Regions from separate parts of the Homo sapiens genome. Here all the other regions are linked to region 3. A link is a loop called in an ENCODE intact Hi-C map of the cell type or tissue named here. Cell type or tissue: endothelial cell of umbilical vein. All regions are shown on one strand. Each heading gives the region's core, and the rest is flanking DNA. Links, peaks and the distances in the headings are about the cores only. Region 1 holds the start of CNMD (chondromodulin). Region 2 has its middle 60 kb from the start of OLFM4. Region 3 overlaps SUGT1 (SGT1 assembly cochaperone of MIS12 kinetochore complex).

What was found. Peaks named below come from ENCODE experiments on the same cell type or tissue, not always from the same donor. Only the 100,000 strongest peaks of a DNase experiment are listed, where the experiment ranks them.
Region 1: a loop joins it to region 3, with 10 times the contacts of the local background. A loop is called at or near these places in 10 of 110 quality-filtered maps.
Region 2: it touches region 3 in a loop (13-fold over the local background); 14 of 110 quality-filtered maps call a loop at or near these places.

The regions. Positions count from the first base shown.
Region 1 is chr13:52,735,358-52,742,252 of GRCh38, reverse strand. CNMD (chondromodulin) reads left to right here and starts at 2,433. Exons shown (of 7, transcript NM_007015.3): 1 at 2,433-2,623; 2 at 3,082-3,222. The coding sequence starts at 2,552. RefSeq lists an enhancer at 4,362-4,863. In endothelial cell of umbilical vein, for the core only: a CTCF peak has its summit at 3,252 (motif pointing right); no DNase peak of the experiment used is centred there; H3K4me3 peaks cover 391 bases; H3K27me3 peaks cover 2,148 bases.
Region 2 is chr13:52,965,169-52,972,063 of GRCh38, reverse strand. No RefSeq gene overlaps it. Among named protein-coding and RNA genes, the nearest start is that of OLFM4, 60 kb to the left of the region's middle. In endothelial cell of umbilical vein, for the core only: a CTCF peak has its summit at 3,759; a DNase peak (open chromatin) is centred at 3,783.
Region 3 is chr13:52,661,929-52,668,823 of GRCh38, reverse strand. SUGT1 (SGT1 assembly cochaperone of MIS12 kinetochore complex) reads right to left here. Exons shown (of 13, transcript NM_006704.5): 6 at 6,122-6,175; 7 at 5,712-5,728; 8 at 4,767-4,789; 9 at 3,091-3,187; 10 at 1,905-2,012. Among named protein-coding and RNA genes, the nearest start is that of SUGT1, 13 kb to the right of the region's middle. In endothelial cell of umbilical vein, for the core only: no CTCF peak of the experiment used is centred there; a DNase peak (open chromatin) is centred at 3,243.

The sequences.
Region 1 (6,895 bases), core at 793-5,792, 74 kb before region 3:
GCTGCAGTGAGCATCGTTGCACCTGCAGGATTTTTCCACCCTTGTGAGTGCATCTGTAGGATAAATCCATAGAAATGAAACTGCATTTTGCATTTTGGAATTAAATTGTTCTCCATAGAAGTTGTACCAATTCACCCACTACAGTAGTCCATAAATTCACTGCCCCTCATATTTTTCAACAGATTGTTTTAACAAGCGTTTTTATGTTTTTCCAGTCTCATAGGTGAACCAGTCTACTTTTAATTTGCATTTCCTTGTATGAATGCAGTTGTGGCCAGGCGTGGTGGCTCATGCCTGTAATCCCAGCATTTTGGAAGGTCAAGGTGGGCGGATCACTTGATGTCAGGAGTTCGAGACCAGCCTGGCGAACGTGGTGAAACCCTGCCTCTATTAAAAATAGAAAAATTAGTCAGGCATGGTGGCTGGCGCCTGTAATACCAGCCACTTGGGAGGCTGAGGCAGGAGAACCACTTGAACCTGGGAGGTGGAGGTTGCAGTGAGCCAAAATCGCACCACTGCACTCCAGCCTGGGCGATAGAGCAAGACTCTGTCTCAAAAAAAAAAAAAAAAAAAAAAAAAAAAAGGCAAAATAATGCTGTTGTTCATTCTTCTTACATTTAAGAGAAATTTCTACTTCTTGCTTCACCAACTCTCTGTTTCCATTCTTTGCCATTTTTTCTACTACATTTTTGGTCTTTTGGTTTTCCTAGGAAAACACTATATAAGAAAACTAGTTCCTTGTCTGTGGTATAAGTTGCAAATATTTTTAATCACTCTGTAACCCTTTGCAATGTGTCTTCTGTGCCCAGGGAAGCAAATGGAACTACTCTCTCGCTGGTTCCCATGGCCTCTTGGTTGTGCCCTTCCAAGGCCTTTCTCTGTGCTCATTTTTTTTCAGCATTTGACACTGCTGACCCACCCTTCTTGAATGTGCCTTTAAAATTACATGTACTACTTTATATTGTACCATCTCCCACCTCTCTGACAGTTACTTCTCTTATTCCTTCACCAAAATTCCTGTGAAGAATGCCCTTGTGAAAAGAGGTCTTTGAACTCTGCCTCAGCAGTGCCCCAGGGATGAGCCCTGGCTGGAGATCTTGCTGGAGTTTTTTCCAAGCACCTTAAGTCTAGTGTGATGTGCAGACAGCTGTTTCCATAGCTGATTCCAATGCAGGCTCAGGACATTTCCTTGGCTCTTTTACTTTTCATCCCCACATCAAGCTCAACATGTCTAAAACTGTTTCTTCCAATTTTTTCACTTCCCTAGGGTTCCTATCACTCTCCCAATCCTCCTAGGTCTGAAAACTCAGTTCCCACAGCCCAGGAATTGCCAAGTCCTATCGATTCTTCTGTGAAAGTGGTCTCCTCCACTTCTCCCCTCCTTCCCAGCCCCAGGTCATCATGCTTGTCACCTCATTCTTCATCACATGTCTTGGATGATTCTTCAACACTTTCTCCTTCTGCAGTCCTGCACATGCAATCTCCCGCTGCCCTTTGGGGAAGCCTCAATCCCTCTCATGCACTAGTGCTCCTCACTTACACCTCACCAGAGAGCTCTGCACAAAGCTAGAATCGAACGCAATTTAAGGAAGCCTGGATCCAAATGAAGTACCATGTATCCTGGAACTGGAAGATGGCATTTCCAAAAGTGAAAATTTTATATACATACATACATACACACACACACACACACACACACACACATTTGTGTTATTCCTTTGGATACATCAGTACTCTGTGTGTGTGTGTGTGTGTGTGTGTGTGCTTTGCCATTGTTGCTTTTGTTTGCACTTATTTAATTTATTCAACCAACCAGCATGCACTTTTATTCTGGTCTCCCCAACTCCTTCCCTCCAGCCCTGCTCTGCTTAGCTCTCACTTTTGCTGCAGTTGTACCCAGACCCTAGAAAAACTGGTGGCAAGGAGCCATCCCTAAGACCCTGCTCTGTTTTCCAGTCCCAGGGGCCATCCAGCAATGCCAGGCCAGTGAGAAGGTGGCCTAACCCTTACACTCTTAGGCCAGTGTCCCCTGTCCACCTGCACCACTCTGTTGTCTTCTCCTTCACCTTCCATGAGCCATCTTCCCCCCACCCCCACCCCAACACACACCTACAAAGACCCTGCAGGAAATGGCCTCCAGCCAGTTGTCACAGCAGAGCCCGCTGACATTCTAAGACATCCTCCGGTGCATGGCTAATTGCTCTGGCACTTGAGTATTTCTTTGGGTCCCAGGATTCAGCATCCCGCTCTGAGGGATGCAACCACCCCCACACATTCAGAGTCACCGGGATGCTGTTTGGGGGGCCAGTAGACAGGATAGAGTGAGGAGGAAAGGGGGCATCCGGGAGTGCAGGACGAGCTTCCCGCGGCGGGAGAGAGAAGGGAGGAGAGAGGTGAGGCGCTGGAAGGGGTGGGGACCGCTGGGCTGGCCCAGGCGGGACCGTGCACCGTGTGTGCGCGCGGCGTTGAAATGCCCTGCACGTCGGGGCAGCGGGACAGATCCCAGGGTGCCCAGGGAGTCTCCAAGTGCCTCACTCCTCCCGCCGCAAACATGACAGAGAACTCCGACAAAGTTCCCATTGCCCTGGTGGGACCTGATGACGTGGAATTCTGCAGCCCCCCGGTGAGTACCGCCAGGGATTCCACACGCAGGGCCTGGGTTGTGTGAGTATCAGGTTCCACAGTTCGGACTCAGGGGTGCGTGCCACCGAATGGGTGTGTTGGCGGGGGGATAAATTTGGGTCCCAAATGTGTGGGTGGGATGTCGCCCCACGCGTATGAGTGTGCAGGGGTCACGGCATCCACAGGCGGGTGCGGAGGGACGTCCCGTGGCCGGTAGAGGGTGCAGGTCCTGGGGCGAAGGCCCTGTGCTGCGGGGTTTGCTCATCCCACTTCCACGCCCGACTGCAAAGGACCCTCGGGAGGGAGCGCGGCGAAAGGGGCACCCGTAGGAGCCCGGGCGAGCTGTTTCCCGCCCGACTCCCCACTCCCTGGGGGCTACCGCGTGGGGCCCGGGTGCGCTGGGGGCCGCAGGTGCTGGCGGCACAAACGCGACGGTCCCTCTCCCGCCCCGGCCCGCAGGCGTACGCTACGCTGACGGTGAAGCCCTCCAGCCCCGCGCGGCTGCTCAAGGTGGGAGCCGTGGTCCTCATTTCGGGAGCTGTGCTGCTGCTCTTTGGGGCCATCGGGGCCTTCTACTTCTGGAAGGGGAGCGACAGTCACGTAAGTCCAGAGGGCGGCGCGCGGGGACCCCCGTGTCGCCCATGGTGCCCCTAGGGGGAGCCCGAGCGCGGGCCGGCGAGGGGCGCGCGGCTGCCGGCGGGCCCCTCGGGCCCAGCGTGAGCTCCCCTCTCCCATCCCACTCTGGCACGCGGCTTTCCGCCTTAGGTCAACGTTGTAGAAAAGCAAGTGAAGGTTTCACGGGAGAAGATTGAAGCGTAGAGTAGGGGAGAATGTAGTGGACGGTCCGAGAAAGGCCGTTCTCGGCTCATCTCCCACTAAGCAGTGGCGCGACCGTGGGGAAGGCACGTCACCTTTTGGCCTCAGTGTACTCGTCCTGAAGGGAAAAAATGGAACTGGACGATCTCTAAGGCCTGTCCCTGCTAAGAAAGGCTGTGGGTTTAAAATCCAGGACAAAGATAGTGGAGGAATATTCAGACCCATATTCAGACCCATTGGGAAGGAATTTTTGCCTTTCAGAAGGTTTTTTTGTGACCTAGCCATGAACATTCCCTTCTCTCTCTGGAAAACAAAAACAAAAAACAAACAAACAAACAAAACGTCTAACTTCCTTAAAGGTGGAAAATCTCTTTAACAATTAATTCTGGCCTAGTCATCACATGTGGTTTAATAGTAGGTGTTTTACTAACTGCTGTCCTACTTTCTTTGTATGCAACTATTTATTTTAAAGCTCCACGGCTCTCGAGGAGTATAAAGACTGTTTCTAAGTTGACTGGGCAGAGCTCCAGTGTGTTCTCTAAATACTCTGAAAGTGTTCACCTATGTAAAAGGGGGCATTTTATCTTGATGACCACTGCCAGGTCTGGTATAAGCTTATTTCAACTAATGGAAAAGAATTCCATCTCCAGGGCACACACAAAGGGCTCTTTCATAATCACTATCCTCAGAGGATTGGTGATTGCTGTTTTTTCCTCTCTCCTACCATGAAATGCAAAGCATGAACGAATTCCAGTACTTACAGAAAATGGTGCTGAAAGCAATTCAACCATTTTACACATCACGTCTTCTGCAGTCACTGCATAATTTGTATTTTTAACTCAAATGTCTAATGTAGATAAGCATGCCATTTAGCACCGAGTCTGTTTTAGAGACTATATCAAATTTACAAGCATCGATTTGTAAGATCAGAATTGCACTGTATTTTGTGGGTATTTGAAAAGTGCCTTAATGTATTTGTATTTTAAATATAGAAGCTGGGCCAGATGCTCATGTTTGAAACAGCAAATGTGAATAAGAGAATGATTTCAATATCTACATCTCCATTAATAGCAGGGTTTAGATTGTCATCTCTTTGGGAAATTCTGTGGTTTTAGAATGTAAATGCTATCTTTTAAATAACAAAGCCTCAATGGTATAGGTCAATGGGGGATAACAATAGCTATGCTTTTTTTTGGTAAAGATTCTGGACATGATATATTTTAAAATGAATACCATTTGTCATTTAATTATTCAAGGTAAACATCACTAACTGACAGGCTTCTAAAAAGAGAGATTAAACAATCATACTGAATAAGCACAGCTCCCTTTTTTCATATATTTTACTTTACTGCAAGATGGTTGGTTGTCTGGTTCAGGAGAGCAGTATTAAATGCTAAGAATTCAGAGGAATAGTGAATCACATTTTATTGTCAACAATCAAAATTATTGCTATATCCTATACAGACAGGAGAATGAAGAAAATCATGATAGTTTTTTTCTCCCTGATCCATATGACTTAAGTATGAAAAACAAATCACAAAATACTAAATAGAGTAATTTTTGCACCACCTAGGCATAGCACATGCACAGGTCTGCTTTGCCTGAATACAAATCTAAATAGCTCAGACAAAACGTAATCAAAAAAGGTAAGTCTTTGTCAAACAGAAAGACTTGTCAAACCAAATGGATTATCCACTCTTTGGGGATTATCTGTGCCTCGGCTCCTCTATATTGGTTTATAGAGGAGAACCAGCTGTAATTCACCTCCTATCCTTTTCATGTGGGTAAATCCCCTTAGGACAGGTTTACTGAAATTTAGCTGGAGGACTATGAAGCACTGGAGTAATAATAATCAGGGGACAACTGAACTGGGCTCCAATATTGAGGCCATTTTTCATCCACATTATTGTAAATGGAACAAGGCATTGAAATATGGGAAATTTCCACCAATATGAGATAACTGACAACCCCACCCTGTGAGATGAGGGAAGGAGATCATTGCTTGGGGCCTTTCCTCTCAGACTAATTTTTCTAGACATTTTCCCAAACATTATGTAATTAATCTTATAGAACATAGGCCTTATTAAAAACTCATTAGCAAATATCCTTGGCTGTAAAAGGCACCATATTGAGCAGAATTTTGGCAAATAATAAATTTCATCTTGTTTGGATAAAAATAGCCTTGGGTGTCCACAGCTCCACGGACTTAGAGCAGATAAGGTAATTGCTGCTCCAACAGCCCAGCCTCGTCCCCAGCTCAGAGTCTAGTATGTTAGAAACTGGACTGCCTCCTCCCCCCACATCCTCCCCTAGTAGCTTCAGGAGGGGGACAGCTTCACTGCTGTCCCCATGCAGATGGTGCAGTGCACATAAAAGGTGGGCTGCAGGCCAGGCGTGGTGGCTCACGTCTGTAATCCCAGCACTTTGGGAGGCCAAGGCAGGAGGATCACTTGAGGTCAGGAGTTCAAGACCAGCCTGGCCAGCATGGTGAAATCCCATCTCTACTAAAAATGCAAATAAAGGCCGGGCGCGGTGGCTCACGCCTGTAATCCCAGCACTTCGGGAGGCCGAGGCGGGCGGCTCACGAGGTCAGGAGATGGAGACCATCCTGGCTAACACAGTGAAACCCTGTCTCTACTAAAAATACAAAAAAATTAGCTGGGCCTGGTGGCGGGCACCTGCAGTCCCAGCTACCTGGGAGGCTGAGGCAGGAGAATGGTGTGAACCCAGGAGGCGGAGCTTGCAGTGAGTGGAGATTGTGCCACTGCACTCCAGCCTGGGCGACAGAGCAAGACTCCGTCTCAAAAAAAAAAAAAAATTAGCTGGGCGTGGTGGCGCATGCCTGTAGTCCCAGCTCCCTGGGAGGCTGAGGCAGGAGAATGGCTTGAACCTGGGAGGCGGAGGTTGCAGTGAGTCGAGATTGTGCCACTGCACCCCAGCTTGGGTGACAGAGCAAGACTCCATCTCAAAAAAAAAAAAAAAAAAAAGGTGGGCCGCAGCTGCACAACCAAGATGCCCTACGTCAAGCTTGTCCAATCTGTGGTCCTGCATGCGGCCCAGGGCGGTTTTGAATACAACCCAACACAAATTCGTAAACTTTCTTAAAACATTATGAGATTTTTTTTTTTTTTTAGATTTTTTTTAAAAATTCATCAGCTATCGTTAGTGTTAGTGTATTTTATGTGTGGTCCAAGACAATTCTTCTTCCATTGTGGCCCAGGGAAGCCAAAAGATTGGCTATCCCTGCACCTAGTTAGGGAGGCTTTCTGGGGAGAAGACAGCCAGGGGTAGTGGTGGAGGAATGTGAAATTCAAACCACAGGCCACTCTTCTAGTGTGACAACCTTATCTCCTTAAGAACTGCTAAGAATTTAGAAATGGTTATGTTCTTAAATGTTGCATTGCTTTACTAGTAAAAGCTTATGTGCAATGTTCTTAAAAAAAAACACAGAACCTCT
Region 2 (6,895 bases), core at 762-5,761, 300 kb before region 3:
TCTCCTCCTTCCTCCCTTAAGCTTTCCCTCCTCTCCCTTTACAATTCTCCCTAGACCCTTCCTTACCCATCTTTCCTCTTCACTTTTCACATTACCACTCCTCTTCCCTGCATCTCTCTTTACTCCCACTCACCTCCTCTAAAAATGAGTCATGGTAAACAGAAAGCTCTGGCTTTTCGGCACAAATAAATAAGACCAAAAAAAAAATCATCAGGAAAAAAAAAAAAACAGGATATCTTCTTAATGCACAGTTTAAACCTTCCAAAGGATTAATAAAAATTTGGCATACATATGGAGTGTGAAGCTTGCATCTCTGCATTATAAATCTGACATCAACTCACAGATATAATGATTTTGGCTCTGTGCCTTTCTAAAAGGAGACAAAATGTTTGCAGTCATTATTGGCATTACTGTCTAACAAGAGAAAGGAAGACTCTAATTATGACTAGACAAATCATGAACAAGGTACATTTCATTGCAATCCTGGGAAAACAATGTATTGGGGAAAATTAATGAGGGCAAGGGGTAGATAAAAGCGCAATGTCTAATTTGCAGAATGTCCTCAGTGGCTCTTCCAAACCAGCCACCCTGGATTACAGGCCTCCTGGCTGTGTTAATGTTCCCCAAACTTTTCCAATCCAAGTGTCCCTCTGTGCCACCTAAGAGCGTCCTTGGTCACTCCATAGAGAAGCACCTAAAAAGAACAGTGAGCAAATTTAAAAACACCAAAAATATTCCCAGGAAAGTTCATGGTTTACAGGAATCTGGAAGGAATCCTTTGCACTTTGGGGTGAACATTGGGTGATTAAACACTTAAATAATCATCATTGCCAATGCTGAAAAAATAAATGTGTGGCTTTCATGTACAATTTCCTAAAAATTTTTTGAGCTGCCATGTGGGGGTGGGCTAGGGTGCCAAAAGAGTGGCCATGCCCTCATTTCCTGGTTTTATAAATTCCATTTTTCATGTAGCAGATTTTCTTAAAATAGGCTTGCATGGTTGTCTCCAAGGCCACACTGACATAGGTGGCCGAAGCAGGGAGATCGCTTGAGCCCAGGAATTCAAGACCAACCAGGGCAACATAGCGAGACCTTGTGTCTTAAAAAAAAAAAAAAATTAATTAGCTGGGTATGGTGTCGTACACCCATGATCCCAGCTACTAGTGAGGCTAAGATGGGATAATCGCTTAAGCACAGGAGGTCAAGGCTACAGAGAGCCATGATTGTGCCACTGCATTCCAGCCTGGGCAACAGACTGAGACCCTGTCTCAAAAAAAATAAAGATATAAATAAAGACATAAACAATAGCCACTACCCTGGCTTCAACCAGAGGGAGAAGCTAGGGAAAGAAGGAAGGGATGATATGAAGGAGATATTCAATCCAATGCCCTGCCTCAATTAAATCTTAAAAACTCTTTAGTCAATGGATGGCAAACATACAAATATACAGTACTGCCTCTGAAGGCCTCAGAGTACCTAACATTCTGGTAATCTGTACACTGTGGGCACAATCAGGACTTTCTGGAGTGATCATGAAGATAAACATACACCTGCTACTTAATAATTTGCAGATGAACCAGGCCTCTAATTGAATGCGTAATCTCTTCTGAGACACTTCAATGTCCTTTAATGAAAACCCAAATGACCACTGATAATGTCTGCTACCACTGATTTGATTTGGTGAAAAGATGGCACATAAAATTGTTGAAGGTCACCTGGGATCTCACACCTTCTCCCAGTTCCTTCAGCCTGGCCTCACTCTGGCTAGAAGACTTTAAGATTGACAACAGAATTTATCCATCAGCTGTCCCAGCAGCTCACTGCCATGGATAATTAGCCACTGGCTGTTTATTTACATAACTTCAATTTGCCTAGGAACCCACAGCTTATTTATTCCAATAAGCAGACATTGTGCACCTATATAAATGGGAAGAGAAAATGCATGACTTTTTTATGGAAACAGGATTTTTGTTAATAAACATACATGTGATAGTGGTAGATTATAATCAATATTGGACTTGGTGTTTTAGAACTGTCTTCCATTTGAAACATAATAAAACTGTATTAATTTGAAACTTTAAGGACCAGAAAAAAACTTAACCAACTTAACTCACTTCAGAGTATCTCATATTTTTGCTCAAGAAAGAATGGGGCATCAGGCTGCTGAAGAAAAGCAGTTGGCTCCAATCAAGCATGATTTTGAATAACCAATATTGATTTAATGAGGTTTTACTTTATATCAGCATTTCAGGCAGCACTATTCTAGCTGCACAACCTTCCAAGGTCAAGCCCAGAGGTTTGCCCCTTACCTGAGGTGGAAAATAATGAAATCCATTTTCCCCTGGGGAAAAAAATATCTATAAATCACATTTTCCACACCTCACGTGGCTGCCGCAAATGGCCCCACTATACAACATGTCTATCTGTCACTCCTTCAGCTGCCTCAAGGAGACTCCATTAGACTCTGGGGAGAGGAGCAGCAGGAAGGAAATGACAGCTGGGGCATCAGACTGACAGTTGGAGCATGGGCTGTGCTGCAGCGAGGCTGGGAGTTTAGGGAAAGACTCTCTAGTATCTGAGGGTTGTTTTCTTCCCCTAAGTAAAATGAGCATGAGCCGTGAGAGTCAGTCAGCCTAAAAATGGGAGCAGCATCTGAATACAAAGGTTACAGGCTAGATGGCTTCTTCACACTGCTCTTTATTTTAAGATCAAGATTGTCGGTGGCAGTCCTACCGTTCTGAATTTCTATGTGTTGCCCTGTATTGCAATTAATCAAAATACGTAGCATCATAACACCAATTGGTGGTCTTATCACATAGATTGTAAATCATCCACAGAACTCCGAGTCATTATTGGAGCTGAATTTACACATTGCCTTTATGGAACTCTGGGGTTATGTAAAGATGTTCCTGGAACTCAATACACAGATGAGTCTCTGTGCCCTAAGATAAGAGTGGGGAGATTTGGAGCTGTTGCCAAGCCCCCTCAACAATGGATTCAAACTCTGCCTGAGCCATGTGTGGAATAAGAGCCTTGCCTCAGAGAATAGATGAGCACAGTTAATGCCTTGTGATATTGTAGGATTACATAGATTGTTTCCCGGTTACTTTTTTTAAAATTTTTATTTGTATTTCAATAGTTCTTAAGGTACAAGTGGGTTTTTGGTTACATGGATACCTTTTTTTGTTTTTGGTTTTTTTGGTTTTTTTTGTTTTTTTGTTTTTTTTTGACAAAGTCTCACTCTGTCACCAGTCTGGAGTGCAGTGATGCAATCTCAGCTCACTGCAACCTCTGCCTCCCAGGCTCAAGCAATTCTTCTGCCTCACTCTCCCAAGTAGCTGGGATTACAGGCACGCACCACCCAGCTAATTTTTGTATTTTTAGTAGAGAAAGGGTTTCATCATGTTGGCCAGGATGGCCTCGATCTCCTGACCTTGTGATCCGCCCGCCTCAGACTTCCAAAGTGCTGGGATTACAGGCATGAGCCACCACACCTGGCCGGATAAATTCTTTGGTGATTTCTGAGATTTTGGGGCACCCATCACCTGAGCAGTGTACACTGTACTCAATGTGTAGTCTTTTATTTCTCACCCCCTTCCAAGCTTTCCCCGTTACCACCGAGTCCCCAAAGTCCATTATATCATTCTTATGCCTTTCTGTCCTCATAGCTTAGCTCCCACTTATGAGTGAGAACTTAACGAAAGTGAGAATGTGATAGCTGGAAAGCTGTTTCTCAAGTTATGCAACATCCTAACGGCCACTAGAGGGTGCAGCAGGGACGATGCTGGAGCTGCCCTCTACCGGCGGTGCTGACAGAAAGGGAGCTGTCCAGGGACCCAGGTGAAGAGGGGAAACTCAAGGAGAGGCCAGGTAACTGGAGCTGTGCAAAGCTGCGGTGCCTGGCTGCTGCCATTTGGTGGAGGTGGAGGAAAGTCGGCAAATCCCTACAAGGGAACTACTAGGTTTGGAGCTCAGAGAGTAGGGGTGGGGTTGCAGCCAGCTAAAAAAGTCCTGTCCTAAGATTGCTGGCACAGGGATTGCTGTTATAGTCTCAAGAAAATGACTTCTTCACTTTTCCAGATACATTGCACAAGATTAACAACATGTACAGTTGTGTGTGCATTTTCGTGAATTATCCTAAATGATCTACTTTTATATCCTAGCCTCTATTGATGGGTGACATTATGGAGGACAGTCACTTCGGAACCATAAGCCCTGGATGTCTCTAGCACACCATCCACCACCGTCTACCACCCGATGCTATTTCTTGTCCCTAATTCCTCTTTGCCTTTCTCTCCACTAAAGCCTTCATTCCCATTCACTCATTCTCACTCATCACCTTTCTACTCATTAAGCACCTATTACGTGCTAGAGCTGGGATTACAGTAGTAGGAGAGAGGAAAGGCACAGCTGCTGACCTCAAAGAATTCACCATCTTACCCTCCTTCTGCACTCCCTATTACTCCATGGAGGAGGGGAGGGTGATAGGGTGAAATATAATTTGAAAAAATATTTGGGGGCCAGATAGTGAAAAGCATTAACTGTCATGCCAAGGATTTCAGATCTCATCTCATGGCAATGGGAAGCCATGAAAGATTTTAAGCAGGAGATTTAGATCCAGCTTTGACTTGCATAAAGATATGGAGGCTAAAAAGTGTTCAACCTTATTAGTAATGTGATTAGAACTTCAAAATAGAATATTTACCTAAAGGATTGCTGAAGTTGTTTTTGAAGACAATAATTAGCTTTGGGAAGGATTCCTTAAAATTAACAATCCCTTATCGGCAAGAATGAAATTTGGTATAATCTCTGAGGCTAATTTGGCATATCCATCAAATACACAAAATATTGCATCCCTCTTGACCTGAAAATGGTATGAATCCAATGAGAAATGATAGAAACATAACCTAATGTAGGGACAGAGAGGTTTAAAAAAAGGACAATACTGAGAAGAGTTTATTCTAGAGACAAAAGTCATAAAACCCTGTAATTGATTGTATTGGGGATGATAAATAAAAGGAAAGAGTTGAATATGACTTCATGGGTTGTAACGTAGGCAACTAGATCTATGTAGATACTCTAAAATTACAACAATTGGAGCAGAAAGAGGGAGAAATTGTGAGAGCAATTAAAAGTTAACTGCTGGACATTTGGGAGCACAGAGTATGTAAGGAGAAATATCTGTGGGACGCCCAGATGAAAAGTTTAATTGGATATGAAGATTTCTAAAGAAGGAATTTGGAAAGCATTTGTGATATTTAAGAAGAGTGTCAAGTGGTGAAACTGGAAATCATATTGCAAAGACCAAAATAATGAAAGACAAGTAAAGAAGAATCAAGGGCAGGTTATAGAGGTAGGGTACTAGCTTGAAGGAGAACAGAATCAAGGGAATGATTTGCTAGCGTCCAAGAGTTTTTCAGTGGAAGTAGCTTGCAAAAATGTCAAAGCTGCATGGGAGCACCCAGTAGAAGGGGAGAAAGAGAAACATTTAAAGTGATAAGGTTAAGTTTATCAGATTTTGCAAATAAAACTATAATACAAGACACTCGGTTAAATTAGAATTTTGGATAAACAATGAATAATTTTTAGCTCTGTGCAATATTTGGGACACAGTTATACTAAATATGTTGCTCACTATTTGTCTGAAATCCTAATTTAACCAAGTGTCCTGCATTCCGTCAGGCAATCCTAGGCAGGGCAAACAAGGAAGGAACCAGGAGCTGAGGAAGAAAGACAAACCTGGGAAAGACTGTGGGGTGTGTCGGTTCTGAGAAATGGGAGAGAAAAGAAGGAACAGTGAAGAGAAAACTATTTCAATGTAGGGAGCTCTGAAATCATGCCCTCTATTTTCTCAAAGCTGGAGGTCAGGTCATCTGCAGAGAGTGGGCAAGTCAGAGGTCAGCATGGAGATCTGATGGGGAGATGTAAAAGCTAGAAGCATCAACTGTGGCGAGAGGAACGGAGCGTCCCCCAGGGACAGGTCTGCCAGAAGCACTGAGGGTGCGCTGGTTCTGGAGCTGTGCATCTGTACAGGGCAGGGTGGAATAAAATGAGGCTTGAGGGCCAGGTCAGGCAGGGCCTCATAGGACATGTGAGCAAGTTTTACATTTCATTCTCATCAGGAAATTGGAAGTAAGCGAGTCAGCAGAGTTGTGTGTGTGTGTGTGTGTGTGTGTGTGTGTGTGTGTGTGTGTGTACATCCTCTGGCTGCTGAAAGAATTAAAGGTGGGCAAGAGCGGCTGTTGGGATACCAATGGGGAGAATAGGATAGTAGTTCAGGAAAGAGATAGCAGAAACCTGGACTGCAGGGTTGGGAGAGTAGTGAAGAGAGAAGACAGAGAAAGAAGGGGGAGGAGGAGAAGGAGAAAGAGGGAGAGAGAGAGAATAATCTAGTCTTAGATTTGGCAATGACTAGATTTGGGAACATGATTAGGAAAAGGGAGGCAAAGGAGAGGTGTTCAAGATAATTCCCTAGTTCCTGACATAAACAAATGAGCAAATGAGCAAATAAAGAACACTGACATAAGGAAAACCAAAGGAGAAAGTGATGTGGCAGAAAGGGCACTAAATCCAGCCTTGACACTCACACTCCCTTAGAACCATGAGGGGAAGTAGAGATGGCATGGATTATGACACCTACCTATTCTTTGAGCATCTCGGGACCAAGCGATTCACATTCCTATGTGAACTCTACAACAATTTACAGGGAGGATGTTATTATCCCCATGAGGCAGAATAATATTTGGAATGATTAATTGATTTTCTGCTTTGCTCTGGATACTGTGCTTTCTTTCACCTCTTCACTGCTCCCAATTCAAGCAACTGGACCAGTCAATACTTATCGCATTAGGGGGCAGATGAAACAGGTAGAAAGCAAAGCAAAGAAAAAAATATT
Region 3 (6,895 bases), core at 1,275-6,274:
AGTCTCACTCTGTTGCCCAGGCTGGAGTGCAACGTAGTGATCTCAGCTCACTTGCATTAGCAATCTCGATAGACATATACCAAAAAAAGTCAAATTCATTATTTTATGAACTATATCCCTCTCAAATCTACCTATTTTGTGCTTGATTACTAAAAATTCTTTTATTAAACAAATTCTATACTATGTGGATAGGACCAGTGAGAGACCAAAATCCTGGTAAGATTTCATCCCTTTCCTCACTTTCTATTGTCCCAAGCAGCTATTTCAAAAATCTGCCTCATAATTAACCAGCTTTGTTCTTGACAATCTTCAAATAAGTAGGCAGATCCTTTTTAACTGGATGCAAAAAACTACTTCACTTTACACTTTCTTCTCCAACCCTCTGCAGCTGTGTCCTTTCTGCAGGCCCAATTATCATTCTTCACAACACAGGCCAACCCCGATCCTGTTCCACAACAGGAAACTTCACATGTCCTTAGAGCTTCAACCTAATAAATACTAACACAGTATGCTGCAGGACCTATGTATAAAAAAAGGAGTAATAGGCCAGGTGCAGTGGCTCACACCTGTAATCCCAGCAGTTTGGGAGGCCAAGGTGGGCAGATCACGTGGTCAGGAGATCAAGACCATCCTGGCCAATATGGTGAAACCCCATCTCTACAAAAATACAAAAATTAGCTGGGCGTGGCAGTACATGACTGTAATCCCAGCTACTCAGGAGGCTGAGGCAGGAGAATCACTTGAACCTGATTCAAGAAGGCGGAGGTTGCAGTGAGCTGAGATCACAGCACTGCACTCCACCCTGGCAACAGAGCTAGACTACATCTCAAAAACAAGGAAAAAAAAAAAAAGTAGTAATGGAAAAAGCCTACCTACATCATTTATTCCCATTAACTCATTTATCATATACCTTCACACAATTCTACAGCTGAAAGGACTCCAGAGTTCATTTGGTCCACAGCCCTCCTTTCAAAGGTGCTGAAAATTCAGTCTTATAGTCATTTTGTGCCTAGACTAAATACACAGGGCAAGCAAAGATCCAGAGTCAGATTTTTAAATTTTCAGTTTTTTTCCTACTAAATTACACTATTATCTACATCTTTTGAGTGATACTCTCTGAATATTAATTCTGTTGTATATCTCTACTTCTTTTAGAAACTATAAAGGAATCTAAAAATTACTCAAACTATAATTTACTCATTGTTCCCTCATAATAGAGTAATCTAAAATTCAGTTTAAAAAAAAAAGTCAGGAGTTGGAGACCTGCCTGGCCAATATGGTGAAACCCCATCTCTACTAAAAATACAAAAATTAAGCAGGGCGTGGTGGTGCATGCCTGTAGTCCCAGCTACTTGGGAGGCTGAAGCAGGAGAATCACTTGGATCCAGGAGGCAGAGGTTGCAGTGAGCCGAGATCACGCCACTGCACTCCAGCCTGGGCAACAAAGCAAGACTCCGTCTCAACAACAACAACAAAAAAAACAAAAGGCAGATTCATCTTTCTTGTAGTTTGTATTTTTAACTGCATGAGGTAGGGTGACAAAAGTATTTGTACATCAAAACAGACAAAACTGACAAGTTCAAGGGAAGAGACATTGTCAGTATCAAATCTTAAAGACAGGCTGATTATTGTATCTTTTTAAAAAAACCCCTTTATTGAAAAACATTATATCTGTCTTAGTAAATACACAAATGCCACACACTCTAAGTGGATTTTTATTCTTTACTGTACTAGAATTTGAGAGGTAAAATAACCCTTATACTCAAAAGTTATCATTCTTATTTTCTTGTCCCTGTTAAAGGGCTGAAAGAATCTACAAGCTTATAAACACATGGGTGATTAGTTCACCAGTATTTCTATAATTTTGAAAATATTACTAGTAACAAACTTTTCAATGGTCTTACCTTTGTTGAAAGTACTTTAAACGTGCTCTGTTCTGGTATTATAGGATGAAGAAGTTCCAGTTTCAAATTGTAATCCTCTCCAGAAGGAAGTTTAACCAAAGCAGACAACTAATGAACACAAAATTAGCATCACATTTTGTAAATGTATATAATGGAGGGTAAAAAACCTACACAAAATAATGACAAATCTTCAATAATGTTACAAATTATTTTAAACATTATATATGGAATTTTAGATTTAAGAACCTCAAAAGGTTCTCAAAGATTTAAGAACCTTTTTTTTCCATCTGGTATCCTTGACATGAATTCTTATAGACATCATTAAACAGCAGAAAAGAATAAGTTTCATAATATTTGTCATATATTTAATCACACCTATTTGATATTTAGATTTCAAGAAAACATACAAAAGCAAAATGATATATAACAAAAAGTGATCCATGTGCAAAACATACAGTTCTATCACTACCTCTTTTAAATAATCTATTATAAGGTTCTCTACTAAATGGTAAGAAATCAAGTTGTTAAAAGTCATACTCAAGAGGCTGGGCACGGTGGTGCATGCCTCTAATCCCAGCACTTTGGGAGGCTGAGATGGGTAGATCACTTGAGGTCAGGAATTCGACAACAGCCTGGCCAACATGGTGAAACCCCGTTTCTACAAAAATTAGCCAGGCACGGTGGCATGTGCCTGTAGTCCCAACTACTCAGGAGGCTGAGGCAGGAGAATTGTTTGAACCCAGGAGGAGGAGGCTGCAGTGAGCCGAAATTGCGCCACTGCACTCCAGCCTACGCAAGAGCGAGACTCTGTCTCAAAAAACAACAACAAAAAAAGTCATACTCATTTAACATGGCTAGTCAATTCTAAGACATGTGTGATCACAAAACTAACTAGATCTTTTTCATGAAGTACACCACACAAGTATAACCAAAGCACATTATCTTACTAATATAACCAAATTCTGCTTTAAATTTCAAATCTAAAGAAAAAAATGCACATCCAGCTATAATTTACCAACATACATATTCTTACCTCAAAGCAATGGCTTCAGATTTTATTCAACATTTTCCAAATCATCTCAGGAAGAAATAGCATTTATCTGATAAACCGTTATCGATTATTCTGCAATATACTAAATTTGCAAATAATAGTAATCAACATTGAAAAATGATTCAGTCTACTGACCTCTTTTTCTGAAAATTCCACATTTACATCATTCTTCTGAACATTCTTGATCATAAGTGTAATGACTACTTGAGATTCTGTTTGATACCAGTCATACCTATTAAAAAAAAAAAAGAAACTTAGGTAACTCTTCTAATTTTTTTAAAGCTATTGTCAAAACAAAAACTAGTCTGATAAACAACAAGAGCCCCACCTGGAGGAAGAAAACAGCAAAGCAACTACTGATTCACAGAAACAACTTTATATAACTAGTTTTTTATGCTCTGTACTAATGGAAAAAAATGGTAAGGTAAATGATGCTCACACCTTTCCAGTAGACTTAAATACTTGCATGATTTTCTGGGTTCTGACTCATCTCTAGCACTGTTGTGCTTAAACTAATATAAATATTAAAGATGTCATTTATTTTAAACAAGCTAATATTTATATGCCATCAATAGAGTTTTTATACTCTCATTTCATCCAAATACTACAGATAAACACTTAAATCCCTATTTTACAGATGATAAAACTTAAGCTCAGAAAGGTGAAGCAATAAGCCTGAGTCAACACTCCAAGCTCTCAAAACTGATGTTGGAAGCAGATAGACTTGAGCACACAAAACAGGGGCAAATGAACTAAAATTAAAATCATATGAAGTTTAACTGTGTCAGGCACAACATCATATACAACACTTTCCTTCAATTTCAAGATACATGGAAAGACTAATGGGTCTAGATTCTAATTATGTGCATCTTTTGTACTGAAAGCTCTAGAAACGTAGGAATCCTCACTTTCAAATTAGACTAGATTAAAAGCTCTCTGAGGGCAGAGCTGTTTATCCTGTCGCTATTATATCCCTAGGACCAAGCACAGTGTCCGGTACACGTATATTAAGTTAGATGTGGGATTATTTTATGCTCTGAACACCTTAATTATTATTTCATGGTTATGTGCCCTACCCCTGCTGCTGCCACCAGGGCAAGTCAAAGTTCCTTATCTACTAGGTACTTGGAGTTTCATCCTGTATCTCCCCACAACTACCATGAATAGATGGTTTTTAACTTTTCCAGGCCATTTTAGGTAATTATATCCAAAACCACCTTGATTAAAGAAATGAACTTTAAGAGTCTCGGTTTCCCTTTGCAATTCAGTAAGGATGCAAAGCTCCAGATCAACGGCTTGTGTTTCTGTTACGGTCCTAAGAATACAAGCTGTACACAGGCTAATGAATAATTAAAAGTCAAAGACTTGCTAGTTGCTTATTCATTATTATAATTGCTGCCCTCAGCAATATTAACTTTCAACGCATACAGAATGTTCCTATGAAAAATTTGCTCCAAATATAAAAGGCAGGTTAAGTTACAATTCTGTTAGATCTACTACTAACTTGTTTACCTGTGTAGTAACATAAACTTAACTGGAAGAGACTCTCCTTAACATATGGAAAGGTAACATAATATGAAACCAAGTGAAGCAACTTTAAAGATGAGAAATGATTTGAATTTAACTGAAGTACAAATATTAATCCTTAAACAGCCTTAAAATTGGCTTTACATAAAGCTATTACACAATTTTAGAAAACAAACAAAAACTTAAAAATCACATGGTAAGAATTTGCTTACTATTAAACTACAGGGTTTCTTCCTCTTTAGGCATATTTATCATGCATTGTTTTATGAAAAAGAAACACTCACTTGATTTTTGACTGATGAGTCCACTGGGATGCAGATTGATTTTGGTAAGTTGAAAGAGAAAGATTTTTACAAGTCAGTTTAGCAACTGTATTATTAAAATGCATGTATTATTAATTTACCCAACACTGCAGTTATTTTGATATAAAATAACTACATGAAAATTTTCTTCAAAGACATAGTAACTGTAATTGTTAAATACCACTAGTTTTCGGAAAAAAATTAGAATGCTCAGCATTTAAAAAATCTTAGATTGAATTTCATAAAAGATTTTTGCTCTAAAATAACAGAACTTTAAATAACAGAAAACTTCTAAAGGCATGATTAGAAAAGGTTGCTTATATAAAATGGCCAGTTCTAAGATTCAGCAACTTCCTAAACTAAAATAACATTGTTTTAAAAATCGTTTTAAAGAAACAGAGTAATTAGCCAGGCTTGGTGGTGTACATCTGTAGTCCCAGCTACTTGGAAGGCTGAGGTGGGAAGATTGCTTGAGCCCAGGAGTTTGAAGCTCAAGTGCACTATGATGGCACCACTGCACTCCAGCCTGCATGACAGAGCAAGACCCTGTCAATTTCCAATTTTCTTTAACTTTTGTCTTAGCCTATCATAAAAAGCCCTACAAGTGATTCAAACTGTTGAACCTAAATAAATGCAATAAGGTTTTAGTAACGAAAAGATAAATGATCATCATGACCATATTAAAACACACGAAATCAACTTTAACCACACACTAAATTCATTAAAATAGGCCAATAATTTTCATGACTGGAAACTTCTATATTTATCAAAAAATGATTTTATTTCAGTGCCTAGAGGAACCAGCACTTAAATGGAATTGCTTAATATTTAAATATCAGACAGCTCATCCTGAGTCTTGTCTCAAATATATTTGGTAGCTGAAATTTAAAATAATAAAAACATGAAGAATGAAAACTTTGGACTTACCACCTCAGATTCTGAGCCTATTAAAACATAAAAAGGAAACATTTTCAGGGAACAGTGCATTTTTAAGCAAAGTTATTTGTATGATTTCTATAGCACAAACATACTGATTAAGCAAGCAAATTCTCCGTACCTTTCAACTAAAGAAAAGTGGTTTCATTTTGCATCCTGAATTCATTTTAGACTCCTTAGTAATTTCTTACTGATATACCATACAAGCAAATCCACCCAAATCCCCCTTTCAACATAAGAAGCTATGCAAAAACCAGTGTATCTTTGGAAGTCCACATCTAAGGAAACGTATACTATTTAAAAGAAATTATAAAGATAAAAACAAATTTGTTTAAACCAAAAAAATTTCAGATGTTTACTTCTTTTTAAATTGAAACAAATACCAAGGGAGACCCACATACCATTCTGAGCTTCTTGACACCTTTTAATCCAGACACTGAAATTAGCATCTGCACCTAGAAAGAAAAAACTGACTATAACATCACTCATCTGCACAACCTATAAATCAACAAATACTTACTGAATACCTACTACATCCCAGGCAGTGTTCTAGGCACTGGGGAGTCGGCAGCGAACAAAACCTGTCTTAACAGACCTTATCACCAACTCTACTATAGTTATAAATATACCAATAGTTTAACATTTAGTTGTTAATCATGAAACATTTTGATTTTTTAAAAATTTTAACTACAGTCAACCTTAATTTCACAGATACAAATAATCTGCATTTCCCCCAATCCCGCTGCTCTTAGAGAAGCTTCCTCACACACAGAACAAAATCAGATGTAAATCAGACTCCCAATATGCCATCAGTTAGGGTGGGGAGGAGGCTTGGTAACTGGGAGCTGAGTTGAGGTTCAAAAGCCGTTCCCAGCCCCAGCTTGCTCTTCAATGCAGATACCTATTCAGTCCACTATTCTCTCAGTGGCTTTATCTGTTACCATGCCTTTCCTACCAACACCAAGCATCTTTAAATTCCGTGAAGTTTTGTCCTATCTCCAAGTTACATGGCAGTCGAGAGGCTATAGGTGATGTATTATATATTTATAGATAACAGTGTAAATGTATGCATAAACAAATTATTCACTTCTGGAGACACAGAACAATGATTACATTTAAACAGTCACAGTGCATAGTAAGATATGTTAAAAGTATTAAAAGTACTCTAAATAAGA